Linked DNA regions of Mus musculus: region 2 is linked to region 1. A link is a loop called in an ENCODE intact Hi-C map of the cell type or tissue named here. Cell type or tissue: left cerebral cortex. All regions are shown on one strand. Links, peaks and the distances in the headings refer to the core of each region. The heading gives the core; the rest is flanking DNA. Region 1 overlaps Polr1a (polymerase (RNA) I polypeptide A). Region 2 holds the start of 9130221F21Rik (RIKEN cDNA 9130221F21 gene).

Region 1 (9,424 bases), core at 4,256-9,255:
GAGCCACCATGCCCAGTTGGAGGATACAATTGAATTTGCCCACCCTGTTCATAGGATTAGCCACCAGAATTCCTGTCTTTCCTTTCTTTCTTTTTCTAGTTTGGCCTTAAGCTAGGCTTGTTCCCCAACTAGCACTTAATTTATATTTACCCTTTTATACTTTCTGTGTCTGCCACATGACTGGCTAGTTACCTCTCCTCAGTTTCATATGTCCAACTTTCTCCGAGTCTGGGTGGTGAATCTTCCCAAGCCTGACTCTTTCCTAGAGTTCGCCTCTCTCTGCTGGGTGTCCTGTCTATTCTCGGTTGCTTTGCTATTGGCCATTCAGATCTCTACTGACAGGTGAATTACACAGTGCACAAGAGCTGATTAGCCCTACAGGTTTTGCTTTTGGCACTGATGTACGTTAGCCTAAGTGTGTTTCTGGACAAGAGTGCTCTGTCAAACTCATTAAGGCTTGGCCTAGGCCCCATATCCAAGCGGACTTCAAATCACTTCTTACATTATCTTCAACTCCAGTCCTACCTCCTAGGCGAGCCATGCCCCTCTGATGCTGAGTGGAGGTGACTCCTTGTGTTGACTCCTTTCCTTCCTCCCCTCCACAGAGGTCAAGGAGGAGGAACTGGTAGAGGACAGTGGAGCATCTGTGCTCTTCATACGGGGTGGCGCTACAGGTCACTGTAGGTCCTCTATGAGCTGTTGTCTGGCCAACCTCATCCCAGAGGAGCAGAGAGGAGACCTGTGCCTCAGGCAGTGCAGCCTCCTGCCAGGCCTCTCCGTTATCTAGCTTTGCTCTCTGGTTTCTTCACATGCAGTCATCTGACACCTCAATTTCCACAGACAAGCCTGGAGTCACAAGTTGTCCCCTGGGATGCCTTGCATCAAAGTTTCAGCCAGAGTCTGAATTCCTAGTGAATGCTGAGCCGATAATAGTGCCCCATTTTCAGATGTAGAGTTCTGACCTGCTTTGTTTGTTTGTTTCATTGGTTGGTTTTTGCCTGTGTAGAAAGCTCAAGAAATCTACTGCTTTTCAGGGTAACATCAATCATCAGTTGCTTTCGACCATTTTTGGTCACACACACAGAGTCATACACAAATTTTTATGTCAACTCCATCTAAGCTAAAGTTGTCTGCCAGGAGAAAGCTCAATTGAGAAAATGCCTACATAAGACTGGGCTGTAGACAAGGCTGTAGGGCATTTTCTTAATTAGTAATTAATGAGGGTGAGCCCAGCCCATTGTGGGCGGGCCCACCCCTGGACTGCTGGTCCTGGGTTCTATAAGAAAGCAGGTTGAACAAGCTATGAAAAGCAAGCCAGTAAGCAGTGCCCTTCCATGGCCTCTGCATCAGCTCCTGCCTTCAGGTCCCTGTGTGTTTGAGTTCCTTTCCTGGTTTCCTTCAATAAGAACTGTGATATGGAAGTGTAAGTCAAATAAACCCTTCCTCTACAAGATTCTCTTTTTGGGGGGGTGGGTGTTGGGTGGGTTCAAGACAGGGTTTCTCTGTGTAGCCCTGGTTGTCCTGAAACTCACTCTGTAGACCAGGCTGGCCTTGAACTCAGAAATCTGCCTGCCTCTGCCTCCCAAGTGCTGGAATTAAAGGCATGCACCACCACTGCCTGGCATTTTATTTATTATATGTAAGTACACTGTACCTACCTGTCTTCAGACACTCCAGAAGAGGGTGTCAGATCTCGTTATGGATGGTTGTGAGCCACCATGTGGTTGCTGGAATTTGAACTCAGGACCTTTGGAAGAACAGTTAGTGCTCTTAACTGCTGAGCCATCTCTCCAGCCCTACAAGATTCTTTAGCCATGAAGTTTCATCACAGCAACAGAAACCCTAAGACAAAGACACGACACGCACACGCGCACACACACACACACACACACACACACAGAGAGAGAGAGAGAGAGAGAGAGAGAGAGAGAGAGAGAGAGAGAGAGAGAGAATGAGAATTAAAAGTATTGAGAAAATGCATACAGAAGATTGGGCCATACACAAGTCTGTAGAGCATTTTCTTAATTGGCAATTAATCATTACTTTTAATCATTCAATCCTCAGTTGCAATTTCTTTGACTGTAGCAACCAAACTCTTACATAACAATGGCCTTGTATTCCAATACAGTAAAGCTGAATAGTGTGCAATTGACTGTTACAATAAACACAGAGCAATTAATTTTTGGTAATTCATTGTACATCTCTATTTTTACGGTTTGAACAGGTCATGTTCCCCACAGGCTCAAATGTTGAGTACCTGGTCTTTAGCTAGTGATGCTATTTCCAGGGGCTTTAGCTAGAGGAAAGAGGTCCTTAGGTGTATACCTTTGAAAGTTATAACTGGATCTGGGTGCTTTCCTCTCTGCTTCCTGTCCACTGCAACGTGAGCCGCCTTCTCATCTTCATATGGCCAGCACTGGGATAGTCTGACTTACTGTAGACGAGGATCAATGGTGGCAAGGCCACAGGCTGAAATGGTAAGCCCAAACAAGCCTATATTCATTACCATTAGAAGAGCTATGACTAAGTATCTGACAGGGAGCAACTTAGGCTAGGAGTTTATTCTGGCTCACAGTATGAATAGTAGTGCCCATCGTGGGAAAGGCATTGAGAAAGTGCTTCCCTAAGATAGTGCTGTAGGCAAACCCGTTTCTTAATTAGTGACTCATACGGGAGGGTCCAGCCTATTGTTAGTGGGGTCACTCCTGGGCTGGTCCCGGGTTCTATAAGAAAAAAGATCCATCACGGTGAGGAGGGAACCAGTCTGGGTCATTGGGAGCCTGAACCTTCTCACTCACCTCTCCGTACATGAGGAAACAGAGAGCCATGAAGTGGCCACATCATCTCTTTTTCCTTTTCTCCCACCTCTCTCTCTCTCTCTCTCTCTCTCTCCCACCCTCTCTCTCTCTCTCTCTCTCTCTCTCACACACACACACACAGCACCCATAGATGTTAATCGTTGATTACAAAACTTAAAAAAATTTTAAAAAATTATTTATATATAAGTGCACACCAGAAGAGGACAACAGATTTTATTAGAGATGGTTATTGTTTTGGTTTGGTTTAGTTTGATTTTTCAAGACAGGGTTTTTCTGTATAGCCCTGGCTGTCCTGGAACTCACTCTGTAGACCAGGCTGGCTTTGAACTCAGAAATCTGCCTGCCTCTGCCTCCCAAGTGCTGGGACTAAAGGCGTGCACCACCACTGCCTGGTGAGATGGTTATTGTTTTATTAAAAAAGCCAGGATATGTTTGATTGAGGTGTGGTATGGTGAGGTGGGAGGGGTGCCTCAGTGAGCCCATGCCAAGTTATCCCTTCCCCCTGAGGTAACAGCCGTGAGACAGATGTAGTATGGAATAGTTTATTTAGGGCATGGAAAGGGGAGTTGGGAAGAGAGTAGAGAGAGGGGTGGGAGAGGAGGAAGGGTAGAGAGGGATTAAGGGTTCAGAGAGAGAAAGGAGTCAGAGAGAAAAAGAGAGTAGATGGAGGAAGGGACAAATAGTCCCTTTTATAGTAAGCCAGGCATACCTGGCTCTTGCCAGGTAACTGTGGGGTAGAGCCTAGAAGGAATGTTAACAGTTATGAGTTACCGTATGGAGCCATCTCGCCACCCTCTGATTACAAAACTTTTTAATATACATTTTTTTCTAAAAGTCTTCCTTAATTACATAAGCATATTAAACAAAGCAAGCAAACATCAAGTTTCAAGAGAACAGAAAGTTAATAGTATGATAAAATCAGTTTTCTTTTAACTCAAGATTGGTGTCATGAAGCTTTGCAGTTATAGAAGTACTAGACAGCACAGCTGTTTATGAGTTTGGTCCAGAGTTAGTTGTCAAGAAGCTATTTCCTGGTACGTGTTATTTCAAGCTTTTCCTGTATTATTTTATCAATCTGTCATGATAGACACCTAGTTTCTCTATGAGAAGTCCAACCTCTCAGTCCTTTGTTCAAGTTTTCCCTTTCCTCCTTTATTTTCCTTTCCTATTAGACAGGCTCTTCGACCTAATCATAAAGCCAATATCCTTTCCTTTGACTTTTTCAAATACCATGCAGCCTTTTCAGTAGCATGCCAACATTTAGGCAAGGGCAGTGCATCTTTTTATCTTTCTGTAATAGCAGGAAGCCAGACGCTGAGCCAAGGTGTTCTCCATGTCTGTCATGAATCCTTGTTTCAACATGATCCCTCTTTATCACAACTGTAAACTCCTGTAAAAGGTAAGAGAACATCAGAATTCTGCCTACCAGAACCATCTGTCCTGCCTTCAAGAAGGCACCAAAGCGCATCATCAATTAATCAAAATCCTTCTCCTGCCCATAACAGTGTGTGTGTGTGTGTGGGTGGGTGTCCCTCATTTCCTGTGTGTAAGGCTGAACATGCACAGAGAGTAGCATGGGGCCCTGTCTTAGTCAGGGTTTCTATTCCTGCACAAACATCATGACCAAGAAGCAAGTTGGGGAGGAAAGGGTTTATTCGGCTTACACTTCCATGCTGCTGTTCATCACCAAAGGAAGTCAGAACTGGAACTCAAGCAGGTCAGGGAGCAGGAGCTGATGCAGAGGTCATGGAGGGATGTTACTGGCTTGCCTCTCCTGTCTTGCTCAGCTTGCTCTCTTATAAAACTCAAGACTACCAGCCCAGAGATGGTCCCACCCACAAGGGGCCTTTCCCTCTTGATCACTAATTGAGAAGATGTCTTACAGCTGGATCTCATGGAGGCATTTCCTCAACTGAAGCTCCTTTCTCTGTGGTAACTCTGTGTCAAGTTGACACAAAACTAGCCAGTACAGGCCCTAATGATTCAACTGTAATTTGTAATCTACCAACTCCTAGAATTTCCCTGTATTTTTCTTAATGATTTTTTTCAGACCCTGTATCTCATTACTAAGACCATTTATGATCTAAATGTACACCTGCATGTCAGAAGGTGGCATCAGATTCCAGAATAGATGGTTGTGAGCCACCATATGATTGCTGGGTATTGAATTCAAGATCTCTGGAAGAGCTGACAATGCTCTTGACTGCTGGGCCATTTCTCCAGCCCACAAATAATTCATTAAAATAGACAAACAGAAACACACCAATAAAAACAAAAGGCAGTGAAGCAGGGGTTGGGGGGACGGCTCTGTTGGTAAAGTGTTTGCCATGTACTCTGGAGGACTCTCAGGAATCAGATAAAAAGCCTCAGTGTGGTGGTGTGTTCCTGTAAATCCAGCACTGGGGAGGCTGACACAGGCAAAGCCCTGGTGCTCACTGGCCAGCCAGAAAAGGAATGAGCCACTCTTTAGAAGCATTCTATTTTTAGGGAACCCATTTGATATATGGAGAGGTCAATGGGGGAAGGGATTCATCTCACAAAAGCACGCACAGCCTGAAGTGAAATTTCTGGTTTCTTTCGAGACTCAGTTGTGTCATGTGATTTTTTTTCCCTGGAAACAGTCTTATGAGAGGATGTTTTTTCCTGAAGCAGACACAGGGGAGGATGTTTTACTAAGAACAGACATGTGGTGTTTTTCTGGAAGCAGCCAGAAAAAGGGGCATGTGATGTTTTGCTAGAGTGGATGCTTGAGAGAACATGCGATGTTTGGGAAGGATATAAGTATGACCCAATAGACAGTGGACGATGCTGGATGGTATTAGTATGCCTTACCATTCTTTGCTAGTTGTTTGTCATGTCAGAAACACACCAGTAAACTTCCAGTGGTGTTCTGGTGGCTTCTTGATGCTTCTGTGAATTCGGACAGTTTGGCAGAGCCTCCCGGGTTTCTTCTGATTTGTGAATGGTGTTTTCGAGTGGATCAATGCTGATTCGTATGAACTGAGAGGCTGATATCCTGACACTGCAGATTGGATTTGCTCCAAAGAACTATTTCTAAGCAGGTCCATATCCTCCTTTGCCCTATTAACCTTTCCTTTCCACTACCTCTGGTGGGTGGTGGCCTAGAAGGGAGGTTAAAGTGTTTACAAACCCTTATTAAAAGTAGGTTTTGAGAAATCAAAGCCTACAATATCCACCCCATGGGTGATTGTGTGGTAAGGTTTTCAGTCTTGTACATTTGCATCCAGATGATCCTTTGTTGTTAAGACTATACTTTAATTACAGCAGCATTGGACTTGTACCCTCCAGATGCCAGTAGCATCTCTTTACAGTTGTGACAAAAATATCTTTAGACATTGACAAAAGTTCCAAGTGTGCATGGGAAGGAGTACAATATGCCCCTAGTGGAGGACCACTCAGTGTACAGGTAATATAGGTGAGCACCTATAGTTGTGCTGATATGGCTAAAGTAGACTTTAGGAACACTTACTAATTACCATTTTATACATAAAATACAGAAGGGCCAAGCAACTCCCTCAGTGTTACATTTGTGAGATGAGAGAACTTGATTCTGTCCTCAGCGCCAGCTGTCTTGCCTGCTGTCCTTGAGGATTGGCTGGCTCTACTCACTGTAATGTCAGGGGCTGGGGAGATGGCTCAGCCATTAAAGTCACAGCAAACATATGGACCCAAGTTATCAAGCATTCATGTAAAAGTAACCAATGTTGAACGCTGGGCTCAGGGAGACACTGTCTCAGAATCTAGATGGAAAGTAACTGAGCATTGACCCTCAGCATTGACGTCTGGCCTCCACACACAAGTGTGCATGTACCAACACACAAATAGGTACATCATACCCATCCACCTTGTGAAACAAACAGAGTCCTGAGTAAGGGCCGTTCAGTGTAACCCAGTGAGACCAGTGGTGTCTGAGACCCTCACATATATACCTCAGCCCCAAACTGGCTGAGGCTCCTGTGACAACAGCACAGTGGACAGCTGATCTAGAAAGCAGCACCAGGCAGGGCCAGCAGGTCTTCCTCATATAGATACTCAAACTTGCTAGAAATATAGAGGCACATGTGGCTGGGCCAGGATGAGGCATCTGTATGTTCACGATGAAGCCAGGAAGTGGGAGGTGTGGAGGAGCGCAAACTGCGGTGGGGAAGCAGTGACTGAGTCATGATTTTTTCCCAGCTTCCTCTTCTGGCCTCTGAGCATGCACTCAGCTATTCTCTTTCCTCCCCATGAAACCAGCAGTTTGGTCCTACCTGGATAAGTATATGGTGTGTGTTCACATGCCCTCTGGGTACCATAACCTTTGGCTAGAAATAAGGCAGAATTGCCTGGTGAGATGTTTGGAATGCTGCATTGCTAGCTCCATGAGAATAGGGTCTGTATGGTTCGCACAAGTGGAGATTGGAGTGGGATGGATGCAGGATGGGAGGAAACTGGGAGTGGGCACTTTGTGTGAGATTTGGGTACAGGGAAGTGGCAGCAAATACCACTGATTCATACAGAACACCGCAGAGCCTTCAGTGACACCTCAGACCTGCACTCAGCCTCCCTGGCACTCACAGGACAGAGGCACCTGGAGAACCAGAAGGATGAGTGTCTCTGGACATCTGGGTCTTTTTAATTTGCTGTACTGGGGCTGGGCCCAGGCCCTTGGAAAGAGACTCTCCCAGAGCTGGACCCCCAGCCCTGGGTTCTTTCTTTGTCAAGATGGTCTTGATTTCATTATGGAGACCAGGAGGTTGTTAAACTTGAGGTCCTCCTGCCTCAGCCTCCCAAGTGCTGGAACTACAGGCGCATGTCTCCAAGTCAAAGCATCACTGTTTTGATGGAAACTTCTACTGGCTGGCCAAGCATCCCCTCCCTTTGGTCCTGTTGCTATCCTCCTGGGAGGAACTCTGAAAGGTGCACAGGCAGCTTCCATAATGTGCTGACTCAGGAGCTTCCTGGCACCTATCTTCTGCCAGGCCTCATGTGTGTTAGATCACTGCAGCTTCCTTTGAGCAATCTCTAGAGTCCCTGCAGACATTAGCTATTTAGAGCTCACTGGAGGACTGAGGGCCAGTGACTTACTTCCCACATCACCTCACACTCAAGTGAAGTTAGCTTTAAGTCACAGTACTGCGGGTGAACTAAGCTTGTGGTTTGACTCTTGCTGTATACTCTTTTCTGAAGCTCATTTCATATCCGGGGTGTACCCAAGGCCACTCTTATCTCAATCCTGGAGTGCGGTTCTATAATCAGCTTTCTAAAATGTTCCGCAGGTGCTGGGGAGGGTAGAGCAGAACACTCATCTCGCACATGCAGCCCCGGGCTCAATCTTTAGTGCTGAAGGGGTGGTGGTGGTTTACGACTCCACCCCAGGGAGGTAAGTAGGAGAGAGCATACTTATTGTTTCTGATCTCGAGCCTGCTCACTTCCTTTTTGCTGGGCTATTTTTACAGGATTACTCACTTGCTTTGGTGTTTCTCTGTTCAGAATCCTTTGAGGTTGGTCTCCCTGTCATGTTACGGCAGTAGGCTGGGGAATATTCTCAGGACTGCAAATGTTCTTTCTTTGAAGCTATTTCAAAACAGGCACAGTAGACCCAAGCTAAATGTGAAACAGCTGGGTGGGTGGGTGGAGGAAGGATGCCACCACTCCAGGCTCCAGTACAGGTCAGAGGTCTGGCATAAGTGTGGTCACATTAATGTTTACATTCAGGGTTTGCTCCTTTAGCTCTATGCTCTTCAGTTCCAGGTAAGATTGACTGCAGGAAGTCACACACCCACCTAGGCTCTGGACGCCACAGCTTCCAGACTACCTTGATATTTCCTACAAGAATCCCCTCTCCACTCTAGTGTAAGAAGAAAGTGAGTAAGTAGTCACCCTGCCTTTTCACCCAAAGAATGAATGCCCTATCTATCCTGCAGGCTGCGTCCTCAGGGCAGGGTTTTCTGGGACCCCTTCTGTCTGCTTCCCTTAGAGGCTGTGACAGTCTTCTATGCCATGTCCTGCAGTCTGTTTTGAGGTGCTGGCTTTCTTGGGTATACACAGGATAGGTTCCATCATGAGCCTGAAGGAGACTGCAGAATCTCTTCTGGCATGGTAACCTTTAGGCCAGCCCATTTCTGAAGTCACCGCAGTCTTCTTACCCGACTAAGGTAACACAAATTCTCCCCACAGCCTTCCACAGTTCTGTGCTTCTGGCCATGGGTAGGATTCAGAGGTGAAGACTGGGAGTTGGGGGCAGGGGGCACAGTCTGCCCTTACAATGCCAGATAAAAGTAGGAAGAGGAGCCTGAAATCTGTGCCAAGAAAATACTAATTACCAGATGCAGAAACCATAAATGAAGGGAAAGATTAAAAACTTAAGTCTTGATTATCTTCTAACAGCCAGTTCCAGCCATGTTTATTACTCAGCCCACGCTGGAATAACAGTGGACAAAAATAGAAACGGTCTGGCTTCATAAAGCCTCTGTCTTTTCTGTCCAGCCAGGGAACCTGACTGCATGGCTCAAAGACCCCAACAGTACAGGGCCTGGGGGTGACTAGGGGCTCTGACATCCAGCTGAGTGTAGAGGCAGGAAGGTCAAGCTACGTGGCCTTGC
Region 2 (9,424 bases), core at 2,688-7,687, 63 kb before region 1:
GGAACTCATCACTCCAGCGAGTGTGCAAAGCAATGGTGATAGCCATTCTGAACAGTGTTGGCTTGAATAATGAAAAGCTCTCAGGAAGTCTGAGGCTCCCCCATAGTATAGATTTAGAATATGCAGCTGTAGGGAGAGGGGACAGCCATGTCTGCAATCTCTGTTTGAGAGGCAAACACACAGAGCACCAGAGGCTGAACAGACTTCAAGAGGCTCAGGGCTCGTATGGGTTTTACTTTATTTATTTAGCTGTTTTGTTTTGATTGTGTATACATGTGAAGGGCATAGAGAAGCCCGTAGCAGTCTGTTTTTCCCTTCCACCACAGGCATCCTGGGAGCAAACCAGGTTAAGCAGCAAGGGTCTTTACCCACTGAGCTATCTTGCCAGTCCCTGTCTTGGATCTTTATTCTTGGAAAGGGAAAGAAATGGACTGGAGAAATGTCTTAGAGGCTAAGGGTACTGCTGCACTTTTGGAGGACCTGGGCTAGTTTTCCAGCACCCACATTGCTACTCACAACCATCTGTAACTCTAGTTCCAGGGGACCTGATCACCTCTGGCCCCACAGGGACTTCATGCATGCAGTGCACAGACATAGTTGTAAGCAAAACACCTACAACAGAAAAAAATCAAGTTAAAAAAAGAAAGTTTTTTCAAAAAGGGAAGGAGTATTAAAATGTATTATTATTATTATTTTATTTGTGTGTATGTGTGTTTTGCCTGCATGTATGTCTGTGCACCACACGTGTGCCTGGTGCCTACGGAGGTCAGAGGAAGTCATGAGATCCCTGAGAACTGGAGCTACAGATGGTTGTGTGCAGCAAGTATTCTTAAACTGACTTCCAGTATCACAAATCCTGATTTCTAATATCTCTTTCTTTTTAATGAAAATCTTATTATGTTTATTTATTTGTATTTATGTATCTGTGTGGGCCTAAGTATGCCTCAGCATGTGTATGAGCACATGTGCAGAGGCGGAGGACAACTTGTCTCAGTTGGTTCTCCCTCCCCACCAGGTGGGACGCAGAGATGCAGTTCCGGCTGTCATGTTTGGTGGCAAGTGGCTTTACCTGCTGAGCATTTCACTGTCCCCAGTCTTTTTTCTAGTGGTGGAGACTTAGTCGTCAGACCTAAGGCTTAGTTACATGGCAGAACAGCAAGAGTTGCAGGGGGAAGTGAAGGACGGAATAAGACCAAACTAACTACAGCATGCGTGCGTAGGAAATCCACCCCAAATTAGTAAAGATGTTATACTAAAAATGTACAAACTAAAAAAGAAAAGAAACTTAAGAAAGCAGAGCAGGCACAGTATGGATGAGAAGGTAAGCTTAAGTGATGAGCCAGCAACACTCCATCCAATCAGCTCTTGGCAAAGACAGAGGTGAGCCTTCAGTGTTAGCAGGCTGTGCACACAGATCATATAACAACAACAACAACAAAATGTGGCAGTGTTGTTATTGGCTACCTAGCAAGCTAGAGTTAGTACTCAATCCAGGAATTTGTATGAATAATGAACAAACATAGAAAGATATTTGTATATGTGTGTTAACACAATATCCTTCAGAGAAAGAAAAGACCCACTTTTAAATGGCACACCTCCTGTCTTTGTCAGGGTTTCTAATGCTGTGATGAAACACCATGCCCAAAAGCAACTGGGAAAAGAAAGAGTTTGTTAGGCTTGTATTTCCATATTACAGTTTATCAACAAAGGAAGTTAGATCAGGATGTCAAACAACATGGCAGGAACCTGGAGCAGGAGCTGATGCACAGAACATGGGGGAGTGCTGCTTACTGCCTTGCTTCTCCTGGCTTGTTCAGGAAGAATAGCACCCACTGTGGTGATGTGACTGGGAGAAGAAAGAGTTTGTTAGGCTTGTACTTCCATATTACAGTTTATCACCATGTGACATCACCACAGTGAGCTGGGGCCTCCCGCATGAATCAGTAATTAAGAAAATGCCCTATGGGCTTGCCTGCAGCCTGATCTCCTGAAGGCATTGTCTCAATTGGGGTTTCCTCCTCTCAGATGACTCTAGACATGTCAGGTTGATGTAAAACTAGCCAGCACACACACACACACACACACACACACACACACACACACACACTTAGATTTGACTACAAGAGATCATCATAACCAGTAAAGTAATAGTGTAGCACTATGCTGTTGTAGGAAGACCTGCGGATGTACAGTTATGTGCAAAAAGGCAAGAGATGAGCTCTCCAGGGCATCGGATCTGTAACCACTTCGTGTTCAGCTCTGTGTAGGGGCAGTCCGGAAGGAATGGTCAAGGATTAGAGGAGGATTATTTCGAATGATTGCTACTGTTGTCTTTATGCTCTCTGTATTACTTCAGGTTGCATTTGTAGCTTTTATTTCTTCTTATTGGTTAGTGTTGGGGGCACACAGCACTAGTTGTGTGCAGCACATGTGGAGGTCAGAAGACAGCTTTCAGGAGCTCCTTCTTTCCTTCCACTGACTTCCAGGATCAAACTCAGGTTCTAAGGCTTTCAAAGTAAGCATTTTTACCTTCTGAGACATTTCACTAGCCCTGAACTAGTGATTTCATGATAAAAAGCTAGTTCCTACCCACCTCTTCTAAGACTTCTCTTCTCTTCTCTTCTCTTCTCTTCTCTTCTCTTCTCTTCTCTTCTCTTCTCTTCTCTTCTCTCCTCTCCTCTCCTCTCCTCTCCTCTCCTCTCCTCTCCTCTCCCCTCCCCTCCCCTCCCCTCCCCTCCCCTCCCCTCCCCTCTCCCCTCCCCTCCCCTCCCCTCTCCCCTCCCCTCCCCTCCCCTCTCCCCTCCCCTCCCCTCCCCTCTCCCCTCCCCTCCCCTCCCCTCCCCTCCCCTTGCCTTTTCTTTAACACTGTTTCTCTGTGTAGCCCTGGCTGCCCCAAAGCTCCCTTTGTAGACCAGGCTGGCCTTTAACTCACAGAGAGCCACCCCGTCTCAGCCTCCCTAGTGCTGGGTTTAAAGGTGTGTGTCACCATAGCTGGCCTTTATTCTTTTTTTTTTTTTTGGCATATATGTTTGTGGTGTTGTGTGTTCAGGTTTGTTTGTCCATATGTGTATGATCATGTGTGTATGTTCGTGCACATGTGAAGGCTAAAGCTTGACATTAGGTGTCTTCCTCTATCACATTCCACTTTATTTTTTGACAGCATCTTTCACTAAACTTGGAGCTTGCTGACTGCCTACACTGGCTGATCAGTGAGCCTCAAGATCCTGTTATCTGCCCTGCCCCCACGCCAGCAACTAGGGTTGAGTGAGTCACCAAGTCTTTTGGTTGTTTGGTTGGTTTGGTTTTGTTTTATTTTGTTTTTGCTTACATGCTTGGGATTGGTCTCTTGTATGTCATCTCCTTTGGGGGGCGGGGCAGGTTGAGACAGTTGGGGTTTTGGGGTCTCTTTGGTGTGTGCGCTTTTGCGCACAGGCACATTCCAATTTTTGACTGTCTTGTAACTCAATCTGTAGACCAAGCTGGCCTTAAACTCACAGAGATCTACCTGCCTCTGCCTCTGCCTCTGCCTCTGCCTCTGCCTCTGCCTCTGCCTCTGCCTCTGCCTCTGCCTCTGCCTCTGCCTCTGCCTCTGCCTCTGCCTCTGCCTCTGCCTCTGCCTCTGCCTCTGCCTCTGCCTCTGCCTCTGCCTCTGCCTCTGCCTCTGCCTCTGCCTCTGCCTCTGCCTCTGCCTCTGCCTCTGCCTCTGCCTCTGCCTCTGCCTCTGCCTCTGCCTCTGCCTCTGCCTCTGCCTCTGCCTCTGCCTCTGCCTCTGCCTCTGCCTCTGCCTTTTGGAATCTGGAAGAGAAGAGGGAGCTAGGTGGTGTGAGAGAAAGATGAAACCAAGACAGTCATTCTGATCATGGTTCAATTTTAATGTCAGCAAACATGCTTTATAAAGAAGAGGGGAAGCCCATCTCTAGGCATGTAAAGTTTTTTGAAGTAGATAGGTCAGCCTTTTAGTGGGAACTCGTGAAGATCGCAGTTTGGTGTTAACTCCGGAAGATTCTTGGAAGAGAACTGGTTTGGCCTCAGGCAGGTTGGGTCTCAGGCAGGTAGTGGCACATCAAAGGAGCAGCACAGCAGATGGCTCCGCTTAATTTGAAGATGGTCACAGCCAGCCTTGCTAGGCTGGAAGGAGGTAACAATTTGTATGTTTTATTTTAGCTGAAATTTTCTTTTTGGGAGGGCTGGGGATTGAACCCAGAGCCTTACAAGTGTTAGACAAGTACTGTACCACTGAGCTATAACCTTAGCCTTTTAGAAACAGTACAGAAAGCCACACCCAGTTTTCTTCTGCTCTTTACATCTTTCCTAACAAAGAACATTTGTGCCAGTGAAGAAACCCATATTGATTCTTTATGACTAAGAGGTACGCATTACCCAGATTTCCTTAGCTGCATATAACGTCCTTCACTCTACAACTCCATCCAGGACACTTGAGTCACATTTACACCCTAGTTCTCTTTAGGCTCTTGCCCTTGTTTATTTGTCATGATCTCGACAGTTTGAGGGACACTCCTTTGCAGTCTATTCCTCAGCTGATTTTGCTGTTATTTTTCCCAGGCTTCAACTGGGGTATAGGTCTTAGAGAGGAGGGCCATAGAGGTAAAGGCTGTTTCACTCACACGAGTATTGACACACTTTATCACTTGTCATTAAGTTTGATTGCTTGGCTAAGGTTCCAGTATGAGGTTAAGGTTTTCCTCTTTCTTGTATACTGTGCTGTTTGGATGGAAGTTCACTGTGCAGTCTACACTGAAGGGGTGCACACTTAGCTCTGTCTCCTCACAGCCAGTTGGCTGCGTGACTCACTTGTCCTTCCAGACGAGAGATTTCTCTCCCCTCTCATATATTTATTCCATTCATGTACTGTCTTAGGGTTTCCACAGTGGTGACTAAAAGCTCTATGACCCACATTAACTTGGAGAGGAAAGGGTTTATTTTATCTTACAGTTCATCACTGAAGGAAATCAGGGCAGGAACTCAAGGCAAGAACCTGGTGTCGAGGCAGGAGCTGATATAGGGGCCATGGAGAAATGATGCTTACTAGAATTCTCATTGTGATTTGCTTAGCCTGCATTCTTATAATCCACCTGTTTCTGCCTCTCTGCGGCCAAGATTATAGGTGCACACCATGGGTGTGCTGAGGTCCTCAGGATTGTGCATCAAGCACTTTGCCAAATGAAGTCATCTCCCCAGCTCCTGGCTATGGATTTCATGAAATAGGCCCACACCCGCTTTGTGGCTGATATCTCTGTATAAATGACATAAATGTTGCATCTTCAGATGAAAGCAAAACACCACGGCAGGAACTGTGACTATGGTGTGCACCAGTAAGTATCAGTTTATAACTGTGGCTTTCCCACTGGGTTTGGAAACGGCCTTGGGCCCATTCACAGCAGCGTGCACACTGTCCTTATAAATCGGGGTGTCCCTGCACCCACCTCCTCTCCGGCCACTGCTCCCACTCCTGAACAGTTCTGTGAGATTTTTCAAGTCAAACAACAGGGTGACTTTTCAAACATTTTTAATCTTCTTTTTCCTTTTTCTGTCTGTCAAGTAAGCAGTTTTTCACTCATCCATTCAAGGCAAGAAAAGCCCTGTTGAGGAGATGCCAAAGGCTGACTACATAGGCTCTACCCTGCAGGCCTGGGAAAGGATCCCAGCCTGAAACACAGTGCTGGGAAGTGACTATCAGCCCTGTGTTTGGGTCTCTAGAGCTTTCAGGTCAGCATGCCCCTCTGTCCCTGTATGATATGTTCAAGTGATGAAAACCTAGACTCAAATGGGATGCAGAATTAAAATATGTTTATTTTAAACTGTACCATGCCTGCCTTTGCTCTCAATACTTGGTCAGCCTTTGATCCAAGTCAGTAAAGGGCTGGAGAAAGCAGGCAAATGAGTGGCGTCTTCCCGATCTCACACGCAGAAGCATGCGTACCAAAGCATCCCAGGGCCTTCTGTGTTAAGCTAAGACACGCCTCAGTGTGCTGAGCAATGTTCATTCTTATTCATTAATTTTTGGCAAACAAACTTTGTCTGTAGGCCAAATAAGAGATAATCAAATTAGTGTGTAGTCATACCCACACCCCATGTCTCCTGGGAAGATTTTTAGTGAGTGAGTTTTCTTGACTTGGGCAGCATTGACATTTTCGGTGAAGTAATTACATGATGGTGGCTGTCCTGTGTGCTGTGGGGTGCTTTGAAGCATCCCTAGCCTCACTCTATGACTAGAATCTAATGTTTTTCTTTATAAGATAAGCCATGGTCATGGTGCTTCTTCACAGCAATAGAAACCCTAACTAAGACAGATGTTGGTACCAGGGAATAGGGTATTGCTGTGATAGGCCTGACCATGCTTTTGTTTGCAGGAATGTAGACTGGGAACTTTAGATCAGGAAAGCAGCTTAATGCTTTAAGCAGGGCTTAATGGGCCATACTAGGAGGAACATGGAAGACAATGGTGCTGACGGTGGTTTGACCTAAGCAGGGGGCAATGGCTCAAGGGGTTTCAGGTAAGAATATTAATACTTGGCCTAGAGATCTTCCCTGTGATATTTTTGTGAAGAATATGGCTATTTTCTGCTCTTGTTTAAGAAGAAAAAAGTCTGCCTAAGGCTAAAGTGAAGAGTTATGGATTAACAGAGAATCCTTGGCAGAGATTTCCAGACAGCTTAGTATTGACTGTGTTGTTTGACTATTAGCGTTTACTCTTATGCAGATCTATAATGAAAAGGAGAAAAATAATCAAGGAAAAATACAAAATGTATAGTTTAAGGAGAAAGAGGGCACCAGGAAGTGGGATGGAGGCAAGTCCTTGAAAGGGTCCATGATTCACCGAAGAATGATACCCCAGACTCAAATAGAATGTAAATGCAAAGAGTGTTTTATTATGCAGAAGTGCAGCAAGCTGGGGTCTCTTGTTACCAGAACAGAGAGACAACCTAGTGAGCTTGCAGGCCTGATTTAAAGTGTATTTGGAAATTCTGGGGTAGGTTAATCTGTTGGGTCCATCTCTATGGACATTCCGTTACTGGGGTGGAAACTTGTTCGGGAGGTCTGGAAACTGTTGCTGACCCATTTGTCCTTGCCTCAGGCCAGGTGGCAGGGCAGCTTCTGAGGCCTGGACTTGCCCAGTTCTTGGAAACAGAGATTTAGAGCTAATCTGCTTAACTGCCAGTGTGCAGCCAATCATGGAATCAGCCTAGCCTTATTATTCCCCCTTTTCAGTAATGGGCCATCTTGAATCCATAAGATGTTTCTGAGACCCCTATATTAGCAGCTCCAGCCAGCTCTATGTCATGTAGAGGACCTAGTAACACAGCAGAAATGGCCACCCTTTTAACTAGACTGTTTGGAGGTGCTAGCTGGTTGATGACACCCTCCCCAGAGTAATAAGTCATTCTAGGAATAAACCGTACTAGAACACAAAATCCCTCAATTGTATTTACTAACCAGGCCATAAACGCATGGAGTAAGTCCCAAGGTACAACCCCATCAAACATTCTCTTGGGAGGAGCATCAGTATCCTGCGACAGTAGGGGTTACAGTGTAGTTGCAAAAGTGAGAATAGGTTGGGGGTACCGATGCAGAGTCCCTGGGGGAGAGGCCATCTCTCAAAGATGTGAAGATAAAACCTGGATTGGATTGGAGACCCCAAGATGTTGGAGATACCAAAACCCTGAATTACCCACTGAGGAGAGTTGCAGACCAGGTATGGAACCAGCCCAAGAAGGAGAAGTGTGCTTCAGTTAAGAAAACTAAAAGGAGTTGGAGGTCTTTGACATAAGACATGGAAATGCAAAAATTTTGAGTGTGCACTGCTGATTTTTGGTCTTTTCATTGATCTGATATTTCCTCACTACACCTCCTTTCTTCCTCTTTAGACTGGGAGGAATGTTCATTCTGTGCCATTGTTTGTTGGAAGTTTCTCATTTGACTTTGCTTTTACAAGGAATTATAATTAAGAGACTGAGTTGATGACCTGAAATAGTAATTCACACCTTTAATCCCAGCACTTGTGGAGCAGACTCAAGTAGATCTCTGTGAGCTTGAAGCCAGCCTGATCTACAGAGTGAGTTCTAGAACAGCCAGGGCTATTCTTCCCCTAATTGAACCGTAGGGATCCCTGACTTCAGTCCAATGTTAGGTGTGTAAGTATCTGCTCTTGTCTCAGTCAGCTGCTGACAGGACCTCTCAGAGGACAGCCATGCCAGGCTCCCATTTATAAGCATATCATAGAACAGTAGTGTCATGCCTTGGTGTCCCCTCATGAGATGGATCCCAAGTTGGACCTCCTTTCCTTCAGTCTCTTCTCCATTTTTGTTCCTGTAGTTCTTTTAGACAGGAACAATTCTGGGACAGGGTGAGGGGAAAGGGGGAATAGAGTCAGATATGGGGGGCAGGAGAGAAGCCCAGAGGGTAAAGGGAATGAATGGAAGTAAGCAGCCTTGGGGAGTGGGAGGTGGGGATGCCCTCTAGAAAGTACCAGAGACATGGGAGGTGAGGCACTCTCAGGACTCAGTGAGGGTGAACCTTAGCCAAAGTGCCCAACACTGGGGAAAGATAAGTGGAAGAATCCACCTCCAGTAGGTAGACAGGGCATCACGTGGAGGGACAGGGTTACTAACCCACAATCAAAATTCCTGTCTAAGAGACTTTGGACTTTTAAAGAATGTTAGACTATTAAAGACTTTTGAAGTTGGACTAAATGCATTTTGCATTATGATGACAGCTGCAAGCCTATGGTGGCCAGGGAGTAGGATGTGGTGGTTTGAATGATAATGGCCTCCATAGGCTCATATATGTACATGCTTAGTTATCAGGTGATGAACTGCTTGAACGGATTAGAATGTGAAGCCCACCGCAGGCTCAGGCTCAGGCTCAGGCTCAGGCTCAGGCTCAGGCTCAGGCTCAGGCTCAGGCTCAGGCTCAGGCTCAGGCAGGCTCGCTCTCTCCCTCCCTCCCTCCCTCCCTCCCTCCCTCCATTCCTCCTTCCTTCTGCTTGCTGCCCATGGACCAGGGTGTAAAGCTCTCAGTTACTTCTCTAGCACCATGCCTGCCTATGCACCACCACACTTCCTGCCATAAGGACAATGGAGTAATCCTCTGAAGCTGTAGGCAAGCTTCCACTTAACTGCTTTCTTTTGTAAGAGTTGCTTTGGTCATAAGTGCCCCTTCCCAGCAATAGAACAATAAGTAAGACAAAAAGTATGATGATATCCTCTGTTCATCCCAGCGCTCAAAAGGCACAGGCAAGAAGATCAGTAGCTCAAGACCAGTCTCAGCTACATAGAAAGTTCAGTGTACAGCTGGACTGTATAGGACCCTGTTTCAAAGAAGGTAGGGGTGGGGGGACAATGGTCACCAAGATGTCCTTGATATAGTCTTCTAAGTCAGTGATAAAAGAAGGGATTGGCACAAG

The links. Hi-C counts contacts between places; a loop is a spot of excess contacts. Peaks named below come from ENCODE experiments on the same cell type or tissue, not always from the same donor. Only the 100,000 strongest peaks of a DNase experiment are listed, where the experiment ranks them.
Region 2: it touches region 1 in a loop (2.5-fold over the local background); 2 of 42 quality-filtered maps call a loop at or near these places.

Annotation. Positions count from the first base shown.
Region 1 is chr6:71,979,132-71,988,555 of GRCm38, reverse strand. It overlaps Polr1a (polymerase (RNA) I polypeptide A), which reads right to left. Exons shown (of 34, transcript NM_009088.3): 34 at 9,196-9,424. Among named protein-coding and RNA genes, the nearest start is that of Gm26628, 20 kb to the right of the region's middle. In left cerebral cortex, for the core only: a CTCF peak has its summit at 6,233; DNase peaks (open chromatin) are centred at 6,459, 6,937, 7,855, 8,263 and 1 more place; H3K27ac peaks cover 4,234 bases.
Region 2 is chr6:72,040,651-72,050,074 of GRCm38, reverse strand. It overlaps 9130221F21Rik (RIKEN cDNA 9130221F21 gene), which reads left to right and starts at 7,547. Exons shown (of 3, transcript NR_046180.1): 1 at 7,547-7,714. In left cerebral cortex, for the core only: no CTCF peak of the experiment used is centred there; a DNase peak (open chromatin) is centred at 5,633.